2 separate regions of the Homo sapiens genome follow, and region 1 is linked to region 2. A link is an interaction called in ENCODE POLR2A ChIA-PET data of the cell type or tissue named here. Cell type or tissue: GM12878. All regions are shown on one strand. Each heading gives the region's core, and the rest is flanking DNA. Links, peaks and the distances in the headings are about the cores only. Region 1 overlaps AP2A1 (adaptor related protein complex 2 subunit alpha 1). Region 2 has its middle 28 kb from the start of TSKS.

What was found. ChIA-PET counts read pairs that join two places held together with the same protein. Peaks named below come from ENCODE experiments on the same cell type or tissue, not always from the same donor. Only the 100,000 strongest peaks of a DNase experiment are listed, where the experiment ranks them.
Region 1: POLR2A ChIA-PET joins it to region 2 with 6 read pairs; 6 of 35 experiments call an interaction of 5 or more read pairs at or near these places.

What each region holds. Positions count from the first base shown.
Region 1 is chr19:49,805,423-49,808,324 of GRCh38, forward strand. AP2A1 (adaptor related protein complex 2 subunit alpha 1) reads left to right here. Exons shown (of 23, transcript NM_130787.3): 19 at 31-154; 20 at 239-355; 21 at 450-519; 22 at 697-831; 23 at 1,259-1,692. The coding sequence ends at 1,336. It overlaps FUZ (fuzzy planar cell polarity protein), which reads right to left. Exons shown (of 11, transcript NM_025129.5): 11 at 1,444-1,952. The coding sequence ends at 1,729. Among named protein-coding and RNA genes, the nearest start is that of FUZ, 6.4 kb to the right of the region's middle. In GM12878, for the core only: no CTCF peak of the experiment used is centred there; no DNase peak of the experiment used is centred there.
Region 2 is chr19:49,733,709-49,736,610 of GRCh38, forward strand. No RefSeq gene overlaps it. Among named protein-coding and RNA genes, the nearest start is that of TSKS, 28 kb to the right of the region's middle. RefSeq lists a silencer at 71-246. In GM12878, for the core only: no CTCF peak of the experiment used is centred there; no DNase peak of the experiment used is centred there.

The DNA of each region.
Region 1 (2,902 bases), core at 199-2,698, 72 kb after region 2:
TGTCTGGCTTCCTTGACTCCTGGCGGGCACAGCTGGCTGTGCAGACCAAGCGCGTGGCGGCGCAGGTGGACGGCGGCGCGCAGGTGCAGCAGGTGCTCAATATCGAGTGCCTGCGGGACTTCCTGACGCCCCCGCTGCTGTCCGTGCGCTTCCGGTGAGTCAGGTACGGCGCGGCCGGTGGGCGGAGCCTCCGGGGTGAGGGGCGGGGCCTAATGGAGCCTCCCTTTCACCTCATCAGGTACGGTGGCGCCCCCCAGGCCCTCACCCTGAAGCTCCCAGTGACCATCAACAAGTTCTTCCAGCCCACCGAGATGGCGGCCCAGGATTTCTTCCAGCGCTGGAAGCAGCTGAGCCTGTGAGGGGTGGGGAGGGGGCGGAGCCAAAGCCGCGCCTCTGGGTGGGCGGGTCGGGCCGTCCAGGTCCCTGACTTGAACCTTCCCGGTCCCCAGCCCTCAACAGGAGGCGCAGAAAATCTTCAAAGCCAACCACCCCATGGACGCAGAAGTTACTAAGGCCAAGGTGAGAGACCGCGGGCGTGTTTGCCGGCCTATGGCTGCTTTGCTTCTCTGAGCCTCTGTTTTCCCATCTGTAAAGTGGGGCCAATTCCCATCCCCAAGGGTTTTTTGGGATCTGGGATGCCACTGTGTGGTAACTAACAGCTCTGGCACACTCTGACGGCGCCCCCCCTCCTCCCAGCTTCTGGGGTTTGGCTCTGCTCTCCTGGACAATGTGGACCCCAACCCTGAGAACTTCGTGGGGGCGGGGATCATCCAGACTAAAGCCCTGCAGGTGGGCTGTCTGCTTCGGCTGGAGCCCAATGCCCAGGCCCAGGTGAGTGCTGCTGTGGGAGGCCTGAGGCCGGCAGGAAGGCCGCCTGTCATCTCTGCGTCCACCCTTCCTGCCTCACTGTTCTTTAATTCACGTCCCCACTTTGACCCTCCTCCTCTCACATTTCTTTGTCCACTTTTACTCCTCTTTATCTATCAGTTTAATCTCCTGTCTCCAACCTCTGGTGTTCCTCTCCTCTTCCTGTCCCTCCCTGATTTCTACCTTTCCATATCCTTTCCACCTTTCTCTCATCTTTTATAATTTTCTTCCTCTCTGGCGCCTCTGTTGATTTCAGTCTTACATTTTTCTCTCCTGTGTCTTGTATCACCTTTCTGGCCCCTTTATCCTTCCTTCCTTCTATCTCCCTTGGGTCCCGACTTCCCTGGGCTCCCCATCTCCTCTGAGTTCTGCCCCCAATGCCCCCACCCAGATGTACCGGCTGACCCTGCGCACCAGCAAGGAGCCCGTCTCCCGTCACCTGTGTGAGCTGCTGGCACAGCAGTTCTGAGCCCTGGACTCTGCCCCGGGGGATGTGGCCGGCACTGGGCAGCCCCTTGGACTGAGGCAGTTTTGGTGGATGGGGGACCTCCACTGGTGACAGAGAAGACACCAGGGTTTGGGGGATGCCTGGGACTTTCCTCCGGCCTTTTGTATTTTTATTTTTGTTCATCTGCTGCTGTTTACATTCTGGGGGGTTAGGGGGAGTCCCCCTCCCTCCCTTTCCCCCCCAAGCACAGAGGGGAGAGGGGCCAGGGAAGTGGATGTCTCCTCCCCTCCCACCCCACCCTGTTGTAGCCCCTCCTACCCCCTCCCCATCCAGGGGCTGTGTATTATTGTGAGCGAATAAACAGAGAGACGCTAACAGCCCCATGTCTGTGTCCATCACCCACTGCTAGGTAGTCAAAGAAGTGGGGTGAGGGCATGCAGAGTGTGGGTGGCCAGGCTTCGCAGCCCATGGGTGGGACTCTGGGGAGACAGCAGCAGCAGCAGCCGCCGAAGCCCCAGCTGCAAGGCCACCAGACGCACTCCTGTGCCTGGTTCCTCAGTCCCCAACACCAGGTAGCAAGCTCTGGGCAGCTGGGCCTGGTAGACCTCATCTTCTGTCTTCTCTGGTGGCCCTGGCTCTGGAGAAAGAACAGGGGGCACTGACATGACAAGTAGCATGCTAACCTTTGCAAGCCACACCACATCCTGATCCCAAGTTCTGAACGCGTGGGGTCTCTGAACACAGGTTTTGGGAGCCTCCTGCCAGGGGAGGGCCTCGGGGCTCTAGCTGGCTGTCAGCAACTTGAAGACCACAATGATGTCACTCAGCTCACCCTCTTCCTCTTTCTCAGCCTTGGCCCCCATTTTCCTGGAGAAACTGTGCAGCTGCAGGTGATCCTCTTAGCAATACACATGGCGAACACGGCAGCAACACAGGAGCTCCTGTAGCCTTTTCCAGGAGCCCACCCGCCCCACTGTACAAGGCGGGTGGAGGGAAACAGGCAGGGGCCAGTGGGAGGTGGAGTCGCACAGCTAAGAAGGGGTGCAGCCCCCGAGTTGGAGCTCTTGACCACTGTGCTGCATTCATCCGGGCTTCACTGGGGTCACAGCGCCATCCCAGGTCCCTTTCTTTGTCTTTCTGGGCCCTTAAGGGTTCTACGACAATTTTTCCGTTCTAACCCAGAATCTTGTGAAATCCTCCTCCATACCCTCAGCCTATCAGCAAAGCCTGTGCTTTTGGCAGTTGTGCAGAGCGCTGGACTGTGTGGATATGGGAGCAAGATCCCCTGTGTTCAAATATGGCTCTGCCACTCATGAGCTGAGCCTCAGTTTCCTCATCTGTAATATGGGAATGATGAGGTAATGGGATAGTCCTCACCTGTGAGGATGAAGTGATTTCATTCTTTCATTACGTGTAAAGGCACTGGGAAGAGGTGAGGTCTCAGTGTTAACTATTGTTGACTATGATCCAGGAGATTCTGAAGCCAGGCGGGGACCTCCCTTCCCCTCCCTTCCCATCTGCATCAATGCTCAGATCTCAAGGAAAACCACTGCCCTATGGCCCAGTGCATACTGGGTTCCTCCGGAT
Region 2 (2,902 bases), core at 104-2,603:
GACAAGATCGTGCCATTGCACTCCAGCCTGGGCGACAGAATGAGACTCTATAAAAAAAAAAAAAAAAAAAAAAGACAGCAGATCCCTGCACTGTTACCCCCCCAGACCTAAAGCTTATAGACCATAAAGAAAAGGTGATTGGCCGGGAGCGGTGGCTCACACCTGTCAGGCTGGAGTGCAGTGGCGCGCGCGATCTCAGCTCATTGCAAGTTCCACCTCCTGGGTTCATGCCGTTCTCCTGCCTCAGTCTCCCGAGTAGCTGGGATTACAGGCGCCTGTCACCATACCTGGCTAATGTTTTGTATTTTTAGTAGGGACGGGGTTTCACTGTGTTAGCCAAGATGGTCTCGATCTCCTGAACTCGTGATCCACCCGCCTTGGCCTCCCAAAGTGCTGGGATTACAGGTGTGAGCCACCATGCCCAGCCTAAACTGGAAATCTTAGGGCCCTTCCCAGAGCTGGGGTGAGTCAGATGCCAACATGGCAGATGAGCATCCAAGATGAAGTTGCTTTTCCCTCTACCAGTGGTCTCAGAAAACAGATGCTAGACTGAGCGCGGTGGCTCACACCTGTAATCCCAGCACTTTGGGAGGCCAACTGCACCTGAGGTCAGGAGTTTGAGACCAGCTTGGCCAACATGGCGAAACGCTGTCTCTATTAAAAATACAGAAATCAGCTAGGCATGGTGGCGGGCGCCTGTAGTCCCAGCTACTCGGGAGGCTGAGGCAGGAGAATTGCTCAGACCTGGGAAGCAGAGGTTGCAGTGAGCTGAGATCGCGCCACTGCACTCCAGCCTGGGTGACAGAGTAAAACTCCGTCTAAAAAAAAAAAAAAAAAGATGCTGAAGACGGGATTCTGGGATTAGGTTATTCACCTCTTTGCTCTTTGATGAGCTGTTTAATGATGTGATGATATCCTGGGAGGTGGAAAACGGGATGACAGTTATTGCATGTAGTGCCATCATTCATTATTTATTATCTTTGGTTGTTTGCAATGAGGTTCCAGTAAACAAATCAAAAGCCTTGGCTGGGTGCGGTGGCTCACGCCTGTAATCCAAGCACTTTGGGAGGCCAAGGTGGGCGGATCACCTGAGGTTGGGAGTTCGAGGCCAGCCTGACCAACATGGAGAAACCCTGTCTCTACTAAAAATACGAAATTAGCCAGGCGTGGTGGCACATGCCTGTAATCCCAGCTACTCAGGAGGCTGAGGCAGGAGAAGCACTTGAACCAGGGAGGCAGGGTTGTGGTGAGCCAAGATGGCGCCATTGCACTCCAGCCTGGGCAACAAGAGAGAAATTCCGTCTCAAAAAAACAAACCAACAAACAAACAAAAACAAAAGGCTTTAGCCAGGCATAGAGGGCACACCTGTAGTCCCAGCCATTGGGAGTCTGAAGCTAGGGGATTACTTGAGCCCTGGAGTTCAAGGCTGCAGGGAGCTGTGGCATTGCCCTCCAGCCTGTGTGACAGAATGAAATTCTGTCTCTAAAAAAAAAACCTTCTGTTGTTGTTGTTGTTGTTTGTTTGTTTTTGAGAGGGGGTCTCGATCTGTTGCCAGCCTAGAGTGCAATGGCGTAATCTAGGCTCACTGCAACCTCCGCCTTCCGGGTTCAAACGATTCCCCTGCCGCAGCCTCTCTAGTAGCTGGGACTATAGGCACGTGCCACCACGCCTGGCTAATTTTTTGTATTTCAGTAGAGATGGGGTTTCACCATGTTGGCCAGGATGGTGTTGATCTGACCTCGTGATCTGCCCGCCTCAGCCTCCCAAAGTGCTGGGATTACAGGCGTGAGCCACCGTGCCCGGCCAAAAAAAACCCTGTTTTTAAAGACTTTAGAAAATCAACTAACTGCTGACCTTGACCAATATAGTGGGAGCGATGAGGGCTGTGGAACAGAACAGCTATTTCTGTCACACTGGGAAGATGACATAAAGAAAATGATGAGCTCAGGACTTTAATCTCAGCTCCAGAAGGAGATGGAGATGCTGTGTATTTCCAAAGAGCTCGAAAACCTGGGTGTATGTGTAGCAACAGATTCTAACAGTGTTGGACCAGGGAGGATGGAATGTCAAGTTTGATGGGAATGAATTAATGTATTAATTCTGAATTTAATGTGCTAGCTTGAGCAGCTGTAAGTAGCTCTAATAATAATGGACCAAAACTTGGGTTCAGTGATGGCCTACATTTAAGTAGGTTAATATCCCAGAACCTCCCTGGTAGAATGTCAAGAAGAGAAGATAAAGTGGCCGGGGGGGTGGCTCAGGCCTGTAATCCCACCACTTTGGGAGGCTGAGGCAGGCGGATCAGCTGAGCTCAGGAGTTTGAGACCAGCCTGGCCAACATGGCGAAACCCTGTCTCTACTAAAAATATAAAAATTAGCCGGGCATGGTGGTGCGCATCTGTAATCCTAGCTACTCAGGAGGCTGAGGCAGGAGAATCTCCTGAACCTGGAAGGTGGAGGTTGCAGGTTGCAGTGAGCTGAGATCATGCCACTGCACTCCAGCCTGGGTGACAGAGTGAGACTGTCTCAAAAATAATAAATAAATAAATAAATAATAAATAAAATAATCTAAAGGATTTGGGAGGTAGCAACTCTGGAATAGACTTGTTATGTGCAATCATTTGTCTCTCCTCCTGTATATACCCCCGGGAGTACACAGGAACATTCTTTTCATTGAGAAATGAACTAGGGAGGAGTATAAATAAGTGGATGGATGGATGGATGGATGGATCAATCAATAGATCCATAGAGTGCTCTCCATTCAACAATTGAAGCACACACATTTTTTTCTCAAGCACACTTATAAAAATTGATCTGTACTAAACCAAAAGAAAGCCCCGATAAATTCAATGAACAGGTATCATACAGATCAATGTTTCTGATCACTATGCAATTAGATCT